Linked DNA regions of Homo sapiens: region 1 is linked to region 2. The links are chromatin contacts, found by Hi-C or POLR2A ChIA-PET in ENCODE. All regions are on one chromosome and are shown on one strand. The core of a region is the stretch at or near the end of the contact, and the rest is flanking DNA. Distances in the headings are between cores, read along the strand shown.

What was found. A loop is a pair of places that touch in the nucleus more often than their neighbours do. ChIA-PET counts read pairs that join two places held with the same protein, here RNA polymerase II (POLR2A). Pooled maps may share reads with other maps.
Region 1: a map of CD8-positive, alpha-beta T cell shows a loop between it and region 2 (12-fold over the local background). The contact joins the promoter of ANTXRL here to the promoter of NCOA4 in region 2. A Hi-C loop is called at or near these places in 7 of 168 maps with a recorded cell type or tissue (CD8-positive, alpha-beta T cell, OCI-LY7, PC-9 and 3 more), 5 of 37 single-sample maps with no recorded cell type and 20 of 50 pooled maps. POLR2A ChIA-PET finds 5 or more read pairs at or near these places in 6 of 52 experiments (activated CD4-positive, alpha-beta T cell, activated CD4-positive, alpha-beta memory T cell, activated T-cell and 3 more).

Annotation. Positions count from the first base shown.
Region 1 is chr10:46,281,761-46,288,254 of GRCh38, forward strand. ANTXRL (ANTXR like) reads left to right here and starts at 5,237. Exons shown (of 17, transcript NM_001278688.3): 1 at 5,237-5,750. The coding sequence starts at 5,503. It overlaps LOC105378577 (a long non-coding RNA gene), which reads left to right and starts at 3,090. Exons shown (of 1, transcript NR_160731.1): 1 at 3,090-4,237. RefSeq lists silencers at 1,277-1,426, 2,791-3,280.
Region 2 is chr10:46,026,928-46,032,987 of GRCh38, forward strand. It overlaps NCOA4 (nuclear receptor coactivator 4), which reads right to left and starts at 3,696. Exons shown (of 10, transcript NM_001145263.2): 1 at 3,599-3,696. It overlaps LOC105378287 (a long non-coding RNA gene), which reads left to right and starts at 3,848. Exons shown (of 3, transcript XR_945923.4): 1 at 3,848-3,940; 2 at 5,662-5,857. RefSeq lists a silencer at 3,222-3,311 and an enhancer at 3,672-3,741.

The DNA of each region.
Region 1 (6,494 bases), core at 3,987-6,486, 260 kb after region 2:
AACAAATTAATAATGTTTACTAAACAGACCCAGACTTGGGAGTATCCAGATATCAAGATATCTGGAGAACAACGGCATTCCTAATTTTGCTTTAAAGATAATATTGATGCTTGCAAAATAGAGTAATTAAGAAAATGAATCCTTTATCACAAACCCTTTTGCAGAGCACATCTCCCCATCTACACAAGCGTTGTACCTAGGATGGGGGCTTTACTCCTCTTACTTTCGGGAACGTCCCACTCTGTCTATGGAGTAGCTGCACTTTGACCACTTGACTTTCTTAATAAACTTGCTTTTGCTTTGCACTGCAGACTCGCCCTGAATTCTTTCTTGCGTAAGATTCAAGAACCCTCTCTTGGTGTTTAGATGGGGACCCCTTTCCTGTAACAGGACCATCTCTAAGGTTTGATATATGTTCTGAACCCAACTTCCCCCTCATCAGACTTATGTTTGTCCTTGAGGATCTCATCTTTGCAACAGACCCTCCAAAGCCTTGGAGAGAAACTCAGCGCTTCCTCACGGTATCTCCGCGCACCCACTCACCCCTACCACGTCAGAACACCCACTGAGTGACGGAATTAATCAATGAGGGAGCAGGGACTCGGGGTGGTTTTCCTTTCAGTACTTGAAGAATTCTCCCTTCTCCAAAGGAAGCTACTTTGCACCCTACGCTCAAGCAATGTGACCCATGCACACTTGCCTGCAACAGCACCAAGAACTGCAATTACCTGAGACTCTATCCCATCTACCCTCACTCCACCACTGCAGGGGAAAGCCCAGGTCCTCCGAGTCCCAGCGCAGTCTCCACCCACCCCACAGTCATTCCGTCCAGACCACGGCCCTTCTGCCCTGGCCCCCTGCCACCCTCCAGGGGCAGTTAAGTCCCTGGACACCTCTATGTTCTAAGGGTCGCGGAGCCCCCCTTCCTGGCAAAGTGCTGCGCGGTCACAGCTGGGGCGAGGGGAGCGGAGGTGTCGGGGCGCTCCTGGAGGATCTGGGCTACTTGGGCCCTGGGGAGGTGCCGCTAGCGGGGCCGCCAGGTCGCGCGGGGAGGGAGAGCCGGGAGGCCACGGAGGTCCTCCGCGAAGAGGGAGCCACAGGCACGGGGCGCATCGCCGCGGCCCCCCTGGCGCAGGAGTGAGAGGTCGGGGAGCCTAGAGCCAGAGGGCCGCAGCGAGAGCTGGAGCCGCCTTCAAGGGATGCCCTCGCCCTCCCGCAGGCGCCGGCGCCCGGCCCAGCCCGAGCCATCAGAGGGCTGTCCGCCGAGCTGAGCCCGGGGAGGGCTGGGCTGCCCAGCTGATCAGAGGCTTTCTCCCGGATTGCGAGTTCTCTGGCCCGCGGCACCCTCCCGCGCGGGGGCCGCCCACCCACAAGCCCTGCCCCGAAGGCGTGTGCGGCCAGGAAGGCGGGGCCTGGTGTCCTCAGGGCTCTGGCGCCAAGTTCAGAGCCGCGCGCTGGGCGCTTGGCGGTGGCGGCCGCGTCTGCACCTCCTCCCTGCGCGCCGCCTGACAGTCTGGAGAGACAACTTAGCTTGAGCCCATTTTACAGATGGAAACCCGAGGCTCAGAGAGGTTGAGTGCTTTGCTCAGGGTTACTGAGAGGAGTGAGGTTTCTGCATCTGCCTCTTCGGAGGCATTGGCTGAAATTCATCTCTGATGTCAGGCACCCCCTCTGAGGAATCTGCTCGGAAAAGGCATCGGGAGCTGCAGCACGTGGTTTGCATCCTCTCCATGCAACAAAGGACCTAGACTTCCAGGAGTCACAGGGTAGTCTGCAGGGCAGGGTAGAGATGTTCCACAGAAGCTGGTCAAAAGCTGGAATATCATTAAAGATCACAATATACCACAACATCAGGTTCCATTATTTCTGAGGAGGCAAAGCAACTACATATTTTAGAAATTTACTGTTAATTTCTTATTTCCAGTCAGTCTCACCCAAATGTTTCAAGTGCAAAGCCCTGGCCTCCCACTGTCTTCCCACAACCCAGGTCTGTATCCTGTCCCTTGCCTCCCCTGCACCTGGCATTGCACAGAAGGTGTGGGTGGCAATGTCCCCTAAAAGCTTCTGCAAGGCTTAGCTTCCTGCTGTGCTGTCTGTGCCTCTATGAGTAAACGCAAAATGTCAAGAAAAGGATTCAATTGTCTTGTATCTAAAACCAGGTATTTTTTTCAGGTGACCCTGAAAATTCAGAGATTTATAATTTGATCATCTATGTACTTTTTCCCAGGAAAGGCACTGAACGGGTTACATGTGCAGATCTTTGTATATACTCTGTTGGAGAAAGGATCTGGGCTGAAGACGCCAGCACCTAGCACAAGCCCTGGATGAGAATAATGGGGCACTACAAGATGAACAGAGAGAGGGCTGGGGCGGGGAGGGGTGGATGCAAACGATTATGGCCAAGAAGTCACCTTAGGGGAAAAACATAAGAAGAATTCTTGCTTGCAAGAGAGAAGGAAGCCTATAGGGAGAGTGAGGGGAGAGGCCGAAAGAGAGAGAAGGAAAAAGGATAAAAGAGAAATAGCCAACAAGGCGGACACAAGAAAAAGGGAGAGATGAGAGAAACAGGAGAGGACAAGGAGACAAGAAGCAGAGAGGCAAGAGACAGGGACAGCAATGGGACTCGGAAAGGACATGGGAGAGAGCTGGAGGAAGCTGACAGAGGGAAGGGAAGAACCCCCCGCCGTCAAAGGCAGGACTCAAGAACGCTGCCTTTCGTGCAAGTGAGATGGGCTCCGCTGCCCGCGCCCGCTTGTTCTCGGTCTTGGCCGACCTGAGGGTGCGTCTCTCCCGGGCTCTCCAGAGGCGCGCAGGGGGGGAAGTGCAGACGCGGCCGCCACCGCCCAGCCCAGGGCGCGGCTCTGAACTTGGCGCCAGCGCCCAGAGGCCACCAGGCCCCGCCTTCCTGGCTGCACCCGCCTTCGGGGCGGGGCTTGCGGTTGGGCGGCTCCGGCGGGTAGGGCGTCGCGGGCCAGAGAAACGGCAACCTGGGAGAAACCCCCCTATTGATCCGTTGGGCGGCCCGGCCCTCCCCCGGCTCAGCTCCCCGGAGCCACCCCCAGCTGGCTCGGACCGGGACTGGCGCCTGCGACTATGCCTGCGGGAGGGCGAGGGCGTCCTTTGGAGGCGGTTCCCTCTCACGCCGCCGCCCTCTGGCTCCTGGGCCTGCCGGGTCTCGGCGATGGGCGAGGGCTGTGCCCGGTGCCTGCGGCTCCCTCCGCGCCGTGGACCCCCGCGGCCTCCCGGCCTTCCTTACCCCGGCGGCCTGGCGGCCCCGCGAGCTTCACCTCCCCAGCATCCGAATCGCGCAGCTCCTCCCGCGAGCGCCCGCCGCCTTCGCTCCCCAGGCCCCAGCTGAGACCGCCAGGAAGGCGGGCTCCTCGACCCCAGATCATAAGAGGTGTCTGGGAACTAAGGGTGGGAGGGGGCCAGGGTAGAAAATGTCAGTTCAAGTACGTTAAAATTAAGAACTTAGGCTTTGTTTAAAAAACAATAAATGAAGTGAAAAAAACAAGCCACAGAGTAAAAGAAGATACTTGCAGCAAGTGATAAAGGATTAGTATCCAGGATATATAAAGACTGTTATTGAGTCAATGTGAAAGAGAAAAACACCTGAAGCAAAGAATGGATGCCGGCATTAAATAGGCACTTCAAAGAGGAACCATGAACGACCAAAATCAAGTGAGTAGGTGACCAGTTCCCATTAGTAATTAGGAAATAGCAAATTAAGACCACAAAGAGGGCAGTGAGGGTGGCTCACACACCTCTAATCTCAGCGCTTGGGAGTCCAGGGCCAGAGGATCCCTTGAGGCCAGGAGGTGGAGTCTAGCCTGGGAAACATAGCAAGACCCTGTCTCTACAAAAAAATAAATAAATAAAATAAGAAAAAAGTAAACCACAAGGAGATGACTTACCACCAGGCAAAAATATTAAAGTATGCTAATACCAAGTATCAAGAAGAATGAAGCAAGATAGCTCAAATATGCTTTTGAAGGAAATATACTGGGCTTCATTCATTCTGAAATACCCCTTATTTAAGATACTCTATTATATTAAATACAGTTCCAAAACAAAAGAAATCAAAGAACAAAAAACTAACCCAATACTTTTATCACTTGTAATTTGTATATTACACATATTGAAAGATATATTTTAGACTTATTAGAGAACGATTTTTAATTGGATATCACTCTTGTGCATACAAAATAAAATAAAATTGATTAAGGTGTTTCTAACAGTTACAGTCTGACTTTTCTGAGTCCTGTTTGAGTCTCACTCATTGGTGCCTACGTCTTTCCACACACTGTAACCTCTCTGCTATTCAAAGCGTTGGTCATACAGCAGTTTTGACACTGGGATGTGAACCTGTCCACATTCTTTCCCTAGAGAGGGGGCCTGTGTTCCTGCCCATTGACTCTTGGCAGCTGTGACTGCTTGGACCAATAGAGCACAGTGGAAGTGACACTGTGTGACTTCCAAGGTGATGTCATAAAAAGCTCTACAGTTTCTGCCGTGCTCACTGAAAATACTCACTCTTGGACCTCTGGGCCACCTGTAAAAGCCCAAGCACCCTGAAGCTGCCATGCTGGGAGGAAGCCCAGGTCACACGGGGAGGCTACATGCAGGGTCTCCATTCACAGTCCCAGCTGAGCCCAGGTTTTGGGCCCTCCTGCCTAGGAGCCACACTTGTGAGTGGAGCAGCCTCCAGATAATTCCAGTGCCCAATCCTTCAAGTTATGGGGCCCCAGACATGAGGAGCCCTCCTAACTCCGCCCTGAGTGCCTGATCCTCAGAACCTGTGAGCATAATAAAATGGGCCTGTTCTGTGTCCCTAAATGTAGGTGGTCTGTTACACAGCAGTAGAGAACCGGAATGTCCCTCATTCACAAAGACTCTGGCAACACTGCAGTTTCCATCTCCTTCCCGAACTGCCATCTCCTGGGGGACTTCAGTGTCACACAAATAACCTCCCATTGCCAACACTCTGGCCTCCCAGTCCTTGACCTCCTCACCCACAGCAATGTCCTCACCTAACTCACCTGGGCTAACTCTTCCAATGAACAAACAGCAGGGTCTAGTGGTTTTAAGGGACACTGTGAGGGCTGTTATAAGGGAAATGGAGGCTTCCTCTTGTAGCCCCTCCAAAGGTCCTGTGCCTCCCCCTGATGTTGTCAACATGCAGGACATTGGGAAGAGCTGCAGGTCACAAAGTCACCATGTCAACCTTCCTGTCAACCATAACAGAGAATTCTGTCCCCAGGGTGGGGGAAGGGCCAGGCAGGTAGCTGGAAGCAAGTCTCCCAGAGCCAGCTGCTGACCCTAGTCCCTGCGATCTGGGGAGGTACCTGGTGGAGGGCCATAGTGTGCACTGGTGAAAGGGCAGGAGGAGGGGTGTGGCCCCGGGCATAAGGGGAGGCGGCAAAGAAGGGGCCTGTGCTCAGCCTCTCTGGGCCCTGGCACAGGCACCCAAGAGTGAGGTGGGGTCACAGGGACAGCCAGATAATGGGGAGCCATGAGTCCCTGGGGCCCTACTTCCTGGTCTTCCTGCTGCTGCTGCTGCTTCCTCCACCGCTTTTTAGAGCAGGAAGCCTTCGGTACCATGGACCTGACTGGAGAATATTTCACCGCCTGGCCCTGGGCTCCAGGAGAGCCCACCACCACCATGGCCCAGGATGGAGGCAGCACTGGCGCCAGGGGCAAGCAGGTCACAGATGCCAGGGCTCATTTGACCTCTACTTCATCTTGGACAAGTGAGTGTCCCTTCTAGCTCTGGCCCTGGGTCACCCTCAGGAGCCACTGTCTCTTTTTCACTAGGGACAGGACACCACTCAAGGAGATGCAAGCTTCCGTCACAGAAGCAGGGCCAAACTTTGGTCAGACCAGACCTAGGCCTCCTGTTTTTCTGAGGCAGAAAGAATGCCCTGGCTTTCTTTTCCCTGGTGCTTCATCTCCTGGATGAGGAAAAAAGCCACCAAAGGGGTTCTGGACGATTCCCTACCCCTCCATCAGCTGGGTCAGCATCCTCATCCTCACGCTGCTGCAACAGATGATTGCTCGGACCTGCCTCTCAGCAGTTCTCAGATGCTCACTGCGGATGTTTGGGGTTTCTGTGTTGTTTTGCTTGTTTGTTTTTTCACGCAAATGACTTCTATTTTACTGGGCCCCACAGAGATTGCTTTGTTGCCTGTGTTGGGCATTCTAATGTCACTGCTTAGAGAAGGCCTTTGGTTGGCTGCTTCTAAGTGCCTCTTCTGCAACTTGGAGAGCCACGCGATAGTTCCTACACTTTCAGAACAGTTTGGTCTGTTTCAGGCTGGCCCTGGGGAAGCTGGGCTACGTATTAGGCACCTTCTGGCTCACCAGGAAAGAAAAGAGGCAAATGTTCAGCTTTGGAGAGATTGCCTTGGTTCCCTTTCCTGCTCCTCCTGCTGGGTGGTAATACTCTGTGCTTATTCAGTAGCAGCAGTGGTGCAATCTTCAGGAGAATGTTGCAG
Region 2 (6,060 bases), core at 2,446-4,945:
TAATCAAGCCAAGCAAAATTAGGGATGACAACTTGGGATAAGAATGACTAAGAGTGGTCCGGGCGCGGTGGCTCACGCCTGTAATCCCAAAACTTTGGAAGGCCGAGGCGGGCGGATCACGAGGTCAGGTCAGGAGATCAAGACCATCCTGGCTAACACGGTGAAACCCCATCTCTACTAAAAAACACAAAAAATTAGCTGGGCGTTGTGGCGGGTGCCTGTAGTCCCAGCTACTCGGGAGGCTGAGGCAGAAGAATGGCGTGAACCCGGAAGGCGGAGCTTGCAATGAGCGGAGATCGCCCACTGCACTCCAGCCTCCTGACAGAGCAAGACTCCGTCTCAAAAAAAAAAAAAAAAAAAAGAATGATTAAGACTTAAGACTGTAGTCATTCATATCAGAAGTTAAGCATTGCAATGTTATGATTTAACAATCAAAGAAGATAAGCTAAGGACAATATGGCAGCTCCTCTAACTGACATGCATGGAGATAGTATTAATGCCTACCAGCTAGAGCAAAAGTGGTCAACTGGGCCCCCATTCCAGCCTAGACCTCCACATTGTTCATGTGCGTTCTATGTTGAAGCAATGTGTCCAGACATAACTGTATGAAAACAAAGTCAAGATGAAAACCTTGGATGAAAATTTTAAAAGGACTAAAAAGTAGCAAGAAGAGTAATAAAAAATGCCATGGCCTTCTACAGTTCTTCCATGAAACTGAACTTAACCCAATGCATACATACTGGTTGGGTGGTCTGTTATCGACACTTTAGGCTTGCCTTTGCAACCTAACCAGTATGTGAACAGAGGCAGTGAATTCACTGCTGATTTCAGTACTGCTTGAGAAAGTGCTCTCTGAACCAGCAGCACATTCCACTGTATATCCTAAAGAGTGACAAATCTTCATTTTCTGAGGCTAGGTATACTTTCTTGGAAAGATCTGATGACTAATATATGTAAAGCACTTAAAATAGTGCCTGATGCACATTAAGAGCTATAGAAGTATTACCTATTTTTATTACTTTTAGTCAAAGAACAGGATATAACAAAGAAAGACATAAAGTTCATCAATTTCATTACCATCATCTCTCTCCAGGACTCTTGCAGAAACCTCATGACTGCTACCTACTCTTCCCCTCTACCCTTACTCTTCTCCTCCTGCTGCTCCTTTAGCTTAACAAGGATGCTTCTGCCTCAGGGCCCTTGCGCTTTCCTCCAGGTATCCTCGAGCCCAGGCCTTCACTTCCTTCAGGTGTCTGCTCAGAGGTCATCTTCTCATTGAGGCCATTCCTCACCATCTTTTATTTTTAAAAGTCTTGCCTCCAATCCCCCTTAATATGCTTTATTACTCTCCATAGTACTAACCACAGTCTGGCACGTAGCAACCATTTATTTTCTGATCTCCCTTCAGAAAACATACTAGAAGGTAAGTTCCACATGGCGGGGACTTTGTCTTTTTGTTCACTGTTGTATAGTAGGTGTTCAACAATTAATTACTGAGTAAATGAATTCAGTAAGTATTTACATCTAGTCTACTATGTGCCGAGCCTTTTTTTAAAAAACTCACTATCTCAATTAGCCCTCATTAAAGTGGCTATTATCATCACCATTAATTAAAAAAAAAAAAAAAGCAGACTTGACAAGGTTAAATATATTACCTACAGTCACAAACTCCCAAGTAGAAGAGCCAAGATTTAATCCCAGATCTGAGTCCAAAGTCCCTAACCACACCTGGTATGTTGAAGGAATCATTAAGTATTAAGGTATTATGTATTCATCCAACAACTATTTATTGAGTACCTAAACTGACACTACTGTGATAGTCCCTGAGAACACAATGGTGAGCTTGCCACCTAGAGGAGAACTCGTGTCATAGATTCACCAACCAAGCAGAAAATACTAATTCTTTGAAATAAGAGACTGAGTTCAAAGTCCATCAGCAGCAGCAATGACTGGCTCTGAATGCTAACACTATGTGAGGGAAAGTATTATAAAACACTAACTTAGGGACTCTCAACCGGGGGAGGGATATGTGTCAGGATATCCTATGGAGTTTTATGAAACCCCTACACCGGATCCTGAGATTCTGGCACAGCTATACTGATTTAATAAAAAAAAAAAAAAGGGGGGGGTGAGGGGTACTATGTAGTTCTAAAATATCTTCTCTCCCTTTGAGAAGGACATCTTCCTCCCCTTCCATAGCTCAACATGTTTTTCCATTTCCGAAATGCCTGTTTGCACAAAGGTAATAATGTAATTGTAGAGATTTATTTAGATAAAAACTACCACAAAACTTTCAAAGAGTAGGATTTTCCTTAGAGACCCAAGGACAAAGGCTCCCTGGAAGGCAGGAAAGGAGAAAATGAAAGGAACGTTATTGTGCTGGACTTTACATACATAATCTCATTTACTTATCTGAACAAATCTGCAAGCTAGCAAATCTTCAAATGAGAAAACCAAGTAAATTGCCTAAGCCACTGCATCCTTAGGGTAAGTCTTTCTCAAACGGTCTCAAGTACTTTAAAGTTTGGAAATGTCACACTAGGATCTCGGTATAAAAATGGGCCAACTATGACTTCCTGTGCCATCCTCATTCCAATAAGTAACTCAAGAGTCTCTATAAACTTAGTTCCAAATTACCAAGTGCGTGGTGGAAAGCTAAGTCCATCCAAAAGGCAATTACTGTGGTGAACCCGACCCTGATTAGAAAGTGACACAAAAAGGCACAGTTAAAAGTAAAAAAGCTCTGCCTTTGGGGTCAGATAAATTCAGCACTCTGACTTCTGTCATTCTACTTCTGCCATTCTTGATGGCATCATTCCATGTTAAATCCCGTGCCACGTAAGATTATGATTATTGTTTTCCCCACAACAAGAATTTAGTTCCATGAGAATTAGGTGTCCATTTTTTTCATTGCTATCCTCAACATCCTGAACATACAGGCACCAAATAAATGATTGCTGGTGGAATGAACCAATGAATGAGCAAGCCTTACTCTTCTCAGCTGTAAAACAGAGATAATCAAGCTACTTTTCGGGATTATTGGGAGAATTAAATGTGACAGTATGTGTTTGGCACACAGAGGGCCAAAAAAACCCAATATCTTCTTTGCATTTCCACCTGACAAGCTAGAAATGGATTATGTTCTGTGCCCGTCCGGCAAAACAGACCTCGCCTCGCCCCACATCCAAGCAAGAGGCGAGAGAAACAGGAAACTTGGAGCTGTCACACCTAAAGAGAGGGGAAGGCCGGCGGGGAGCAGGAGGTGTCCGAGCCGGGTGTGAGGAGGGTCGGGGAGGAAAGGACAGGCCCACGGCCGGGCACGAGGAGGGTCGGGGAGGAAAAGACAAGCCCGGGCCCGGCGTGTGGCGGGAAGGCGAGAACGTAGGCCCGGGCCCGGCGTGTGGCCGGAAGGGGAGAAGACAGGCCCGGGCCCGGCGGGCAGGCAGGAAGAGGTGCCCGGGCCTGGCGTGTGGAGGGGAGGGAAGGGAAGGAGAAGGCAGACCGGTCCCGGTGTCGGTCGGGTCGGGAAGGGGCGGACAAGCCCGGGCCCAGCGGGCCAGCGGTCATCGAGCCTCCACCCGGCCCACAGCGTTCTTACCAGGTCCGAGTGCCTCTCCAGGCGATCCGAGGAGACCTTGGGTGGACTGAGACACGGCCCCACACTAACCTACGGCCCAAAGGCAGAGTTCTCGCGACAACACAATCTTCCTCCCACACCTCTCGCCATACGTCTGACAGTCTCGCGAGATCTCCGCTCGGGTCAGCCAGAAGCCCTTGACTGCCCTCTAGGAGGCGCAGAGCGCAGGCGCACACTCCCTCCCCGCCCTTGCAGTGTCCTTTAGTCCTTCGTGAATAAATCGAAATTAAATGAAGCAAATGCTTTTTTGAAGGCAAATTTGGTGCCAAGGACCATCCTAAGTGATTCAGATGGCCTCACAAGGTAGATATTATTTAGTTTGAACATTCAGATGCAAAAATGAATATCGTAAGACACAAAAGGCCATATGTTGTATGATTCCACCTTTGCCACATTTGTTTTTCTAAGGATTGAGTTAATAGGCCGGGAGCAGTGGCTCACGCCTGTAATCCCAGCACGTTGGGGGCCGAGGCGGGCGAATCACGAGGTCGGAAGATGGAGAGCATCCTGGCTAACACGGTGAAACTCCTTCTCTACTAAAAATACAAAAAAATTAGCCAGGCGTGGTGGCTCGCGCGTATAGCCTCAGCTATTCGGGAGGCTGAGGCAGAACTGCCTGAACCTGGGAGGCAGAGGTTGCAGTGAGCCGAGATCGCTCCACTGCACTCCAGCCCGGGCGACAGAGCAAGACTCCGTCTCAAAAAAAAAAAAAAAAAAAATTGAGTAAATAAATAAATGGCAGAACCCAGATTCTTTTTTTCTTTTCTTTTTTCTTTGAGACAGGGTCTGACTCTGTCGCTCAGGCGCAGTGGCGCAATCTCGGCTTGCTGTAACCTCTGCCTCCTGTGTTCAAGCGATTCTCCTGCCTCAACCTGCTGAGTAGCTGGGATTACAGACATGCGCCATGATGCCCGGTTTTTAAATTTTTTTGTAGAGACAGGGTCTTGCTGTGTTACCCAGACTGGTCTCAAAGTCCTGGGCACAAGCGATCCTCCCACCTGATCTAGGATTACAAGCATGAGCCACCACGTCCAGCCTACAGCCCAGATTATAACCCACATTATTTACTTGTGACTAGATGTTAAATAGCACTTCTTTCTGTCTCAGTTTTGACAGAGGTCCTCCATACTCAGTTGCCAACTGCTTCCCCACATTCCGCAGCAAAGGAGGTGATCATAGCAGGGTTTTATGGATCTCATCCAAGAGTGACTCTGCTACAAGGGGCAAGGCAACCTCATTAGAAAACAATAGGAGACATAGATTACGATGCAGAAGCTAAGATAACAGTCATAGGCTGTGAGTGGAAGGGGAGCTGTGGAGAGAGAAGCCCACAAAAGTCCCATGAGGAAGTCAGCCTAGAACATGACCTCAGGCAGAAGGAGCCCTTAACTCTCCTGTCCCCCATTCCCTCTCAATTCAGATGCAGCCCCTGGAATGAGACTTTGTGTAACTCAAAATGTAACTCAGACCACTTTTTTAAATTATCTGAAGGTGAACAAGAAAGCTAAGGGACCTGTCTAGATTGCTCAACTGGCCCACATAGCATGTTTAAACAGATAGGGGACAGGGGAAAATAAAGCTCTTTATCAGTTGCCCACTGATTGTTCAACAGATGACTGTTTGCTCATTTCTGATCTGTCACGTACACACAGCTGAGTCCAAGCCCCAGGAGAACAGGGTTCTCTCCTGAAATCTCTCTGGTTCACTGCTGTATCCCCAGGTCTAGAGCACTGCCTGGCCCAGGTGCTCAGTACAGACCTGTTGAGTGAACAGATGTTCTTTAACACAGAAACAGTTAAAAGAGAATCAATGTTGTCGTTGTCTTAAGCCACTAAGTTTTCGGTGGTCTGTGTGTAGCAAGAGGTAGCTGATGCTGGGGCCTTGCACCCAGGCCACTCTCCATCTGCAAGGCAGAGCCCCTGGCCTTTAATTCCCCTCGGGCTGCATGTGGTCTTGGGGGCACTTTCTTCAGGCTTGTTCTAAGCTGTTTTACAGGCTTGTTCTAAGCTGTTTCTTGTTCTAAGCTGCTTTGACCTCAAGCAAACACAGAGGAATGTGGGGGACACATCATAGAAGACACTTCCTGATGAAGAGGAAGGAGGGATAAACAGGAACACCGTAAAGAAAAGAAGGGATCTAATTCCAGCTTGAAGACACACATTTTTTTCATCGTTCACCAGACAGCAGGACACGGGCAGCAGAGTGCAGACATCAGAAACAGTAAGAGTGGCAGTGGTCCCCTGAGTAAGGGATGCACAATGACCTATTATAGAGTTTAGGAAAAATAGAACTTTTATTCATATGTATTTTGTTTTGTTTTGTTTTGTTTGGGTTTGGGTTTGTTTGTTTGTTTGCTTGTTTTTTGAGACGGAGTCTCACTCTGTCACCCAGGCTGGAGTGCACTGATGTGATCTTGGCTCACT